Linked DNA regions of Homo sapiens: all the other regions are linked to region 3. Evidence: chromatin contacts called from ENCODE Hi-C or POLR2A ChIA-PET data. All regions are on one chromosome and are shown on one strand. Each heading gives the region's core, a stretch centred on a gene start or an enhancer-like site at or near the end of the contact. The rest is flanking DNA. Distances are from core to core; before and after follow the strand shown. Region 1 holds the start of FHIP1B (FHF complex subunit HOOK interacting protein 1B). Region 2 holds the start of TRIM22 (tripartite motif containing 22). Region 3 holds the start of TRIM21 (tripartite motif containing 21).

Evidence for each region. Hi-C counts contacts between places; a loop is a spot of excess contacts on that map. ChIA-PET counts read pairs that join two places held with the same protein, here RNA polymerase II (POLR2A). Pooled maps may share reads with other maps.
Region 1: a loop to region 3 is called in a map of CD8-positive, alpha-beta T cell, with 8 times the contacts of the local background. The contact joins the promoter of FHIP1B here to the promoter of TRIM21 in region 3. A Hi-C loop is called at or near these places in 4 of 168 maps with a recorded cell type or tissue (CD4-positive, alpha-beta T cell, CD8-positive, alpha-beta T cell and naive thymus-derived CD4-positive, alpha-beta T cell), 5 of 37 single-sample maps with no recorded cell type and 13 of 50 pooled maps.
Region 2: a map of CD4-positive, alpha-beta T cell shows a loop between it and region 3 (6-fold over the local background). The contact joins the promoter of TRIM22 here to the promoter of TRIM21 in region 3. A Hi-C loop is called at or near these places in 1 of 168 maps with a recorded cell type or tissue (CD4-positive, alpha-beta T cell), 1 of 37 single-sample maps with no recorded cell type and 9 of 50 pooled maps. POLR2A ChIA-PET finds 5 or more read pairs at or near these places in 1 of 52 experiments (activated CD4-positive, alpha-beta T cell).

What each region holds. Positions count from the first base shown.
Region 1 is chr11:6,232,915-6,235,885 of GRCh38, forward strand. It overlaps FHIP1B (FHF complex subunit HOOK interacting protein 1B), which reads right to left and starts at 1,722. Exons shown (of 12, transcript NM_001098794.2): 1 at 1,630-1,722. It also overlaps a transcript of CNGA4 not described here. RefSeq lists silencers at 1,397-1,446, 1,627-1,926 and enhancers at 1,969-2,659, 2,057-2,136.
Region 2 is chr11:5,688,456-5,691,624 of GRCh38, forward strand. TRIM22 (tripartite motif containing 22) reads left to right here and starts at 1,335. Exons shown (of 8, transcript NM_006074.5): 1 at 1,335-1,444. LOC124902620 (a long non-coding RNA gene) reads right to left here. Exons shown (of 2, transcript XR_007062561.1): 1 at 2,223-3,169; 2 at 1,772-1,841. RefSeq lists enhancers at 1,015-2,007, 1,129-1,468, 1,440-2,639, 2,055-2,154.
Region 3 is chr11:4,392,200-4,394,955 of GRCh38, forward strand. TRIM21 (tripartite motif containing 21) reads right to left here and starts at 1,503. Exons shown (of 7, transcript NM_003141.4): 1 at 1,434-1,503. RefSeq lists enhancers at 1,394-1,603, 1,624-1,683.

The sequences.
Region 1 (2,971 bases), core at 472-2,971, 1.8 Mb after region 3:
ACCAAAAGAATAGGAATGATAATCTCTGAGAATAAATTTATCTTCATGAATAACCATACTGTCTTTCTCTCCCTCCATCTTGGATAGATGATAATTTTATCATGTACAGGGTCCTTGGTCCAGTGTTTAGGAACCACTACTCTAAACTCTGAACTGTAAGTTCTGACTGACTGGGCAAGTTGCCAAGTGTTCTACCAATATGGAGGCCTGTCTGGACTCCAGAAAGAAGCAATGAGAATATACCACAGGATATAGGAGTTGGCTCTGAAGCTAAGACTCTGGAAAAGAATGGGGACTGAGGCTGTCTAATTCTCAGGAAATGGTCTCTCCCTGTCCACTGTAGAGTTAAGGAAAGACTTAACTCTTTCTGAGTCTGGAAAGAATAGGATGTCCCAACCCCATGGCTGACTAGCAGTAGAGAGGAAAATTTAGTAGTGTGAAAGTGGCCATTATCACTGAATGCCAAACCAACTTTCCAGAATTTCACGTGCATTTGGGTTGGTGGGGAGAAGAGGACCTAAAAGAATGCTAGTAAGATGAACCCAACTACAGGGTGTGGAGAGGAAGAGATAAATTTTCAGGTGGCTAAAATGTTCAGTATCTTGAGACTGATGATGATTTCACAGATGTGTACACATGTCAAAACTCATCAAACACACATTTTAAATATAATATAAACTAGCTTTTTAAAAAATTCAACTGTAAGAAAGGAGAGTAAGGCCATCCTGTTTGGGATCCTAAATATAGTACTGTATAGGGCAAACCATATGACCTCCATAAAAGTAGAATTAGCAACTGAATATGGTCAATCCAATCAAAGACCCACAGTTAAGCACAGGTAAGGAGCAACAGTGGAATAAGGTTGTCCAGAAGCAAGTAGAGAGAAAACACAAGCTGTCACAGCGCAAAACCCTTCATGAGAGGGCCCATCTTCAACTATGCAGTCCAGAGAAGGAACTCGAAGGAACTGAAGTTTCTGTGATTACTCTGTTGAAGTCTGAGCCTCAAATATGACTTTCATTACCATAGTACTATTGCCTATGACACCTTCATTTTCTCGTCCTCCAGAATATGGAAAGTCCATGGGAGCAGAGGAGTCAGGTGCACAACACTTCCATCTAAGCTGCCCTACTTTGTCTAAAACTATTGCTCTCACTGGACAGGGCAGTCCATCGAAGGAGGCCTCAGAACCAACCTCTCACCTTTATCCAAGTCTCACAAGCCCTAATTCCCTCCTCCCATGCCTCGCCTTCAACTCCCTCACCAATTTGCCGCCACCCCGCAGGCTCCCACCTGCGCCTTTTACTCTCTCTCTCCTCGCGCAGGCCTTACCCCTCACTCTAGTCCCAGGGTATCCTTCACACCAGCCCTCAGTAGCCCCAGCCCTAGTAAACCGCGTTCAGGAGTCCCTTCAACTTGGCACCTCCGAAAGCACCCAGCCTCTCACAGCCCCTCATTTGTCCACTCACCTGTAAGCTCTCACCCTCCTTCCCTATCTTAGACACTCACACCCGGACCCTCACCACCTGCCAACCCCTCACAACCAGTACAGTAACCAAACCCGTCACCGTCTTTTCCCAGTCTCTCATCCCCACAAACGACTCTCCAGGCCCTCTGGCCCATGCGTACCGTTCACTCACGGAACGCCGAACCTGGCCGGGCCCGGTTGCTGCTGCGGTGTTAGGTGAGTTCAGGCCGCCGCCATCGCTTCTCAAGCGCACCAGCCGCGCCCCGCCCCGCGCCACACGCAGCCCGCGCCCCCGCGCACCACACGCAACCGCCCGGCGTCGCACGACTGGGCAATGGCGTGCCAGCTCATTGGCTGAGCCGGACCAAACCCGAGCAAGGACGCTTGTTTCCTGGCAACGGCTAAACGCAAGGGCGGGGTCGCCGACGGCTATCCGAGGGAGGAGCACCGCCTCTCCTCTTGGTTCCGTCCCTTCGTACGTAAACCCCGCCCCTCAGAAGGACTCCGGCGTGTCATAGGCGAAGGCCTCTGGGAAGGTGGAGGCCGGCAGGGCGGAGGCGGAGCCCGGGAAGGAAAGGTGGAACCAGAGGGCAGAAGGCGGGACCTAAGGAGAGGCGATTTTTACAGGCAGGGAAAGATCAGAAGGGCGGGGCTTGGGAGAGATGGAGCCGGAAGAAAGACGAGCGAGAAAGGGGTGGGGCCATGGATTCCAGGAGACGCTTGGAGTGGAAGAGTGGGTGTGGAGGGGCGAGGCTATCACGAAAAGAGAGGAGGAATCAGTAGGTGGGCCGGGCCTGCGGAAAAGTGGAGCCCTAGAGAGGGCTGACTGCGGGCACTCTAGTTCATTTTGCTCCATCGTCGTGCATAGCTTGGTCTCTACTTTAGTACCCCAGCGGTGACTGCCCCTGGCTCCCCCAACACCGCTGTGCTGTGCTGCTCCGTCACCCCTTGAGCACTTAGTCAAGGAACACGGAATAAGTGCCTGCATGCCCAGCTGGATTCCGGATCAATTAGAACCGGCCTCTGCTCTCCAGGACCTCAGAGAATTGCAGCGTAGTGTAATAAGTACATTACTACGGGGGCCACCTAGGAGCAGCACTTAGCATGATTTGCATGTATAGAGGATGAGAGGAAGGTACGGTGAAGGAGCTTAGGGAAGACTTCCGGGAGGTGACGGTGTCTAAGCCGAGTCTTGGGAAACAAGCAAGAGTAAGATAAACTAAAATAGAAAAATAGAAGTTTCAGATAAGGCATGTAGTTTTAAAAGTACTTTACCGGCTGGGCGCGGTGGCTCACGCCTGTAATCCCAGCACTTTGAGAGGCCGAGGCGGGCGGATCACGAGGTCAAGAGTTCGAGACCAGCCTGACCAACATAGTGAAACCCCGTCCCTACTACAAATACAAAAATTAACTGGGCGTAGTGGCGCGCGCCTGTAATCCCAGCTGCTTGGGAGGCTGGGGCAGGAGAATCGCTTGAACCCGGGAGGCGGAGGTTGCAGTTAG
Region 2 (3,169 bases), core at 85-2,584, 1.3 Mb after region 3:
GTGTATCATTGATTAAAGTATGAAGATGGCCATGCTCCATAGTGTCAGTCAGGGATCCATGTTATGGAAGCTCCATGAGTTGCCTTTTTTTTTCTTTTTTTTTGGGTGTGTGTGTGTATGTGTTGTGTGGTGTTTGTTTGTTTGTTTTTTGTAGAGACAGGGTCTTACTATGTCACCCAGGCTGCAGTGCTATGGTGCAATGACGCAATCTTGGCTCAATGCAACCTCCACCTCCTGGGCTCAAGCCATCCTCCCATCTCAGTTTCCTGAGTAGCTGGGACTACAGGTGCACATCACCACACCCAGCTATTTTTTTTTTTTTAATTTTTCTTAGAGATGGGATTTCACCATGTTGCCCAGGCTGGTGTTGAAGTCCTGGACTCAAGTGATCCACCCACCTGGGCCTCCCAGAGTGCTGGGATTACAGGCATGAGACACCACAGGCCTCCATCAGTTTTTGATGGCATTATCTGGCACATGCAGTTAAACAAGAATACAATAGACAACAGGGTACAGAAGTATGTGCATGACGTATAACATGTTTCAGTGCTGCTTTTTAATTGATTGTGTAAAAATGACCAAACTTTTCTTAGAGAAGCAGGGAAAAGTGGAAAAATTATGAAGGCATGAGAGTAACTCAATGAATGATTATAATTAAACAGCATCATCTGTTAACTTCCATGTTCTCACCTGCCTCAGTGGCTGGGTAACATGACACTGACACAGTTTTACCTCTATTACTCTCTGGAATCCATCCTCATCTGGTCTGTCTGGATTAGGAGCAGGAAGTGATAATTAATTGATGGACTCTTAAGATTTAATGACATTTTGAGAACATTTTTTTCAATGGGCTCACACTAAAGATCCTTTTATTTATAAAAATAATTTTTTTACCATTCACAATGTCAGCTGCTAATACTCATCTTGTCAGCCCAAATTTGTAGAGCTTTATAACTGAGTATCTTCCTCGTCAGACTGCATTTCAAGAAGCTAGGTCCCAAGTCTCTGGATCTTTATTTTCCTGGCTTAGGTCTTAAATATAAGATAAATTCGACTAATAATTATAGGACTGCATTGGAATTCTAAGTATTCAGGCAAGCTGTATAACTGTAATTCACATTCTTTTTATTCAAATATTCTTGCTTGAGTAAACCACAGTAAGAATAAGGAAGTAGTGACTGAGTGCCTTGCCAGTACAGCAGATGCTAGAACATAATGTAGCATTACTTTCCCCAGGGTTTATTGTTATGTAAGTTCTTGTTCAGCTTCCTTTGTTTTCTTTCACTTCTGAGAATTTAACTTTCGTTTCTCACTCAGCTCCTGTGGGGAAACTCATTTGTGGAGACCAGCCCTCTGGCTTGGTGAGTGAATCTGGTTTACACCGGCTCCTGCCCTGCCTTCACTCTTCTCCCCTGATTCAAGACTCCTCTGCTTTGGACTGAAGGTGAGTGGAGCAATCTGTGGGAGCATAGAATGGGAGGCTTTGAGAAGAATAGATTGATTGTGTCTGGGTGAGTTTAATTTGTAGTTCTGAAGCTGCTCTGCATAAACAAAAAGAGGCAGCTTGTGAACTGTCTGCTGAGATGGCAGAGGAAGAAAGCACTGAGTCTGGGAGAGGGGTAACCTTTAAAGAAGAGAGGTTTGCAAAAGCAAAAAGCCTTGCTTGTTTCCTAGAGGGACCATTCATTTCTTCAATCTAGGTACCTCCATCACCTTCCTTGTTGGAAATAAAGCTCAGAATCTTAAGGGAGACGAGCACTCAAACAAAGGATTTCTCAGCAAAGCAATTTTATTTCTGTGCAGAGGGGTGCTTCTTCTTTGCCAGTCGCCATGAGAGCACACTAGAACAAAGGAGGAAGAAAGTTTTTATTCCTGACGCAAATCCTACCCCTTTGCCCTTTCCCCATTGGCTGGAGTCGGCCACACAATCTAAACTAGACTCAGTTGGCTAAACATTTTAACTTTCTTTAGATAAGGTGGGCACGTGAGGGAGAGAGGGGAGATGGGGAAGGGGTGTGTGTGATGAGCTAGATAACTAATCTTCTTCCAAAATAAGGAAAGGAATGTGAGTTGGTACTGATAACGCCTGGTACTGTGACATGTCTAGGCATGTAGCAAAAGCAGAAAGGAAAGAGAAGAGAAGAAAAGTGAAGTGGGGAGGGGCACTGTGAATTAAAGAATAAAGGATTGATCAGGCTATTTGAAGAGAAACCTTATCATACCCCACATTCCTATTCTGTCATTTTGATTTTTCCATTTTGCCAACGTGGATCAGAATTTTCTTTTATTCAGAGGCAGCAAATTCCTTCCTCCTTTCTCCCGAAGAAGCCTGTGCAATGAAGCTTTGTTTTCACTTTTCATAAAGCAACCTCATGATGAGGTTCAGCAGGGATGAGAGCCCTTATCTGGATCTGGGTATGAGGCGAAGGAGTCTTAGGTACTCAGTCTTCAGAAGTAAGGCCCTTTTGAAGGTTATCCTTTTACTTGCCTTCTGGTAACTTTTTGGATGCTGTCCATAGCTTTCCTGATAAATTAGCAGCCCTCTGGTTAGTCCGAGGAGAGAGGCCGCAGGACGGGCAGACTGCTGCTCATCTCTGCAGCTCCACTTTGGTCTCTTGTCTCTGAAGGTCCAGTCACAGGGAACTTGTTCTTCTGAGTACCCACAGCTTACTCTTCCTTTGTAGCAGGACCAGCCACAGAAAAAACTCCTCAGACACCGAGGTAAAGAAGGAAGGGGTTTATTCGGCCAGGGGCATAGGCAAGACTCCTGTCTCAAGAGCCGAGCTCCTCGAGTGAGCAATTCCTGTCCCTTTTAAGGGCTCACAACTCTAAGGGGGTCCGCGTGAGAGGGTCGTGATCGATTGAGCAAGCAGGGGGTACGTGACTGGGGGCTGCATACACCGGTAATTAGATCGGAACAAAACAGAGTAGGGATTTTCACAGTGCTTTTCTATACAATGTCTGGAATCTATAGATAACAAACCAATTAGGTCAGGGGTCCATCTTTAACTACCAGGTCCAGGGTGTGGCCCCGGGCTGTCTGCTTGTGGATTTCATTTCTGCCTTTTAGTTTTTACTTTTTCTTTCTTTGGAGGCAGAAATTGGGCATAAGACAATATGAGAGGTGGTCTCCTCCCTCAACTTCTGTAGCACCCAATGAACCTCTGGT
Region 3 (2,756 bases), core at 253-2,752:
ATGTGCCCACAAAAATTAAAAATATACTAAAAAAAGAAAAACAAAATGATGCAAAGGAAAATAAAAAATAAGAATAAAAATAATGGGTCAGGCACGGTGGCTCACACCTGTAATCCCAGCACTTTGGGAGGCCGAGGTGGGTGGATCACCTTAGGTCAGGAGTTCAAGACCAGCCTGACCAATATGGTAAAACCCTGTCTCTACTAAAAATACAAAAATTAGCTGGGAGTGGTGGTGGGCACCTGTAATCCCAGCTACTTGGGAGGCTGAGGCAGGAGAATTGCTTGAACCTGGGAGGCAGAGGTTGCAGTGAGCCAAGATTGTGCCATTGCACTCCAGCCTGGGTGACACGGCGAGACTCCCTCTCAAAAACAAAACAAAACAAAACAAGGCATAAAATTAATGGCAAAACAATTAATGTCAAAAACAGTAATTACTTTTGCACCGATCAAACAGTTTGTTGAATAAGTTTATTCCTGTTCTGAATAACAAGAACTCCTCCATTGTTTGGTCCATTGATCCAGTGAGACAGAAGGAGAAACTGAGTCCCTAAAAGAGGGAATGAAAATTGGCAAGAACCTCATAAAGCTGTTGACAGTTCTACTCTCATCATGTCCATTCCTGCTTAAACCCTCAGTGCTCATCCATCTCCTGTCGGGTACCAACAGGCCTCCATGTTGCTGAGAAATTATAGCTACTTTTTACCATGTACCTTCCATGTGCCAGAGATACTTCATGCTTTGAATATATCTTCATTAATCCCTCCTATAACGGCGGAAGTCAGTTGCATATATGTATGTAGGTGTATATGTATGTATACACACAGAGTAACAGGAACCGTGGCCAGCACTCCCTGGGCTCTTTTCTCAGCTGCTCCAAACTTAGTTTAGTTCCTGACAACACTTATTCTAGGACAAAGAATAATTCTGAAGGCCTATACATTTCTGGTTGAACATCCTAAACAGCCTGCCCCTCTCACCTCTGGAGGACTTTTGGACCTGGGAGTCTCCAGAATTGCAGACCTCCCCGACACTGGGCTCCCTACCCTCCTGGCTAGGCTGTAGTCCTGGCTATCCCAGCCACACCCAGCCGTCATCCTAGGTCAGGTGCCAGCATGGGGGCAGCCGGGCCCCTTCCCCTTCTGGGTAACTCCACAGTCACGTCCACAACCCAGCCTCCTCCCAGGTAGGGGGCAGCCGGGCCCCTTCCCCTTCTGGGTAACTCGGCAGTCAGGTCCACACCCCAGCCTCCTCCCAAGCAGGGGGCCAGCACCGGAAGCGCAGCTGGTCTTGGGTTGAGGGATCCCTGGTGGGAGAAGGGGCAAATGGGACCGGCTCAAGGATGGAGACTGGAAGGGGCTCTGCAACCCTGGGGCAGGGGAGAGAGGTCCCCTAGGAGGGCAGGGGTCCCTTGATCTAGTGGGGTTCACTCACCTTTACAGGGGACTCAACGCTGGTAGCCAGCTCCCTATTTCACTTTCAGTTTCCGCTCAGAAGCAAGTCTGAGAGGAAAGGGGAGGGAGGAGGAGGAGCCGTGGGAGGAGTGAGGGAGGAGCAGTGGGAGGAGCAGAGCCTTGAAAGGGTGTGTGGAGAAATGCGGCTGAGAAGAGAAGTCAGAGTTGAGCTGGGGGAGGCTTCAGAGGCTCTGCATGCCCAGGAGGCTTCTCTGAGACTGGGAAGGAGTGGAAACTCAGTAGCCCGTGGTCCTGGTTGCGCGCTCCCTCCCATGTCTTCATTATCTGATTTGGTAAAATATCTACAAGACGGGGGAGTCCGGGCTGCTTTCTTTGACACTGGTCATCACTCCACACCTAGACGCTATGTCCATGTCTGGAAGATGCTTTTAAGGAAGTTTTGATGCAGAGAAGAGTGGCCGGTGCTCTTCCTCGCGTGCCACCATCTGCTTACTTCCAGAAGCTAATTATTTTCATGTGACTGATGTGACTAATATTTTTTAACGCCTGCAGGTGAGTGATTTATTTCGCATGACCCCAAGGTGAGTGTCCCACCAGTGAGTGGTGAGAAGGAAATTGACATTTGACAACCAACTGTGTTCTTGTCACTGAGCTAGGGACATTCTCAGGTTATATTATTTTTATTTTTAATCGTAAAAATATAGAACATAAAATTTACCAAAGTAATTTTTTTAATTTTCAATCTTGTGTGTCTATAGTAGGTGTATATATTTGTGGGGTACATGAAATATTTTGATACAGGTAGAGCATACAATCCGTAATAATCATATCAGGGTAAGTGGGGTATCTATCCATCACCTCAAGCACTTATCATTTGTGTTATATACAATCCAGTTATATGCTTTTAGTTATTTTAAAATGATAAATTATCATTGACTGTATTCACCTTGTTATGCTATAAAATACTAGATCTTATTCATTCTCTCTCATGTATTTTTGAACCCATTAATCATTCCCCACTACCCTTCCCAGCCTTTGGTAACCATCATCCTCTCTATCTTCATGAGTTGGATTGTTTTAATTTTTAACTCCCACAAATAAGTGAGAACATAACAATTTGTTTGTTTGCCTGTGTTTGGTTTATTTTACTTAACATAATAATCCCCAATTCCATCCATCTTGTAGCAAATGAAAGGTTCTCCTTCTTTTTATGGCTGAATAGTGCTCCATTGTGTATGTGTACCACACTTTCCTTATCCATTTATCTGTTGATGGACACTTACGTTGCTTCCAAATCTTGGCTATTGTGAATAGTGCTGCGATAAACATGGGAGTGCAGATA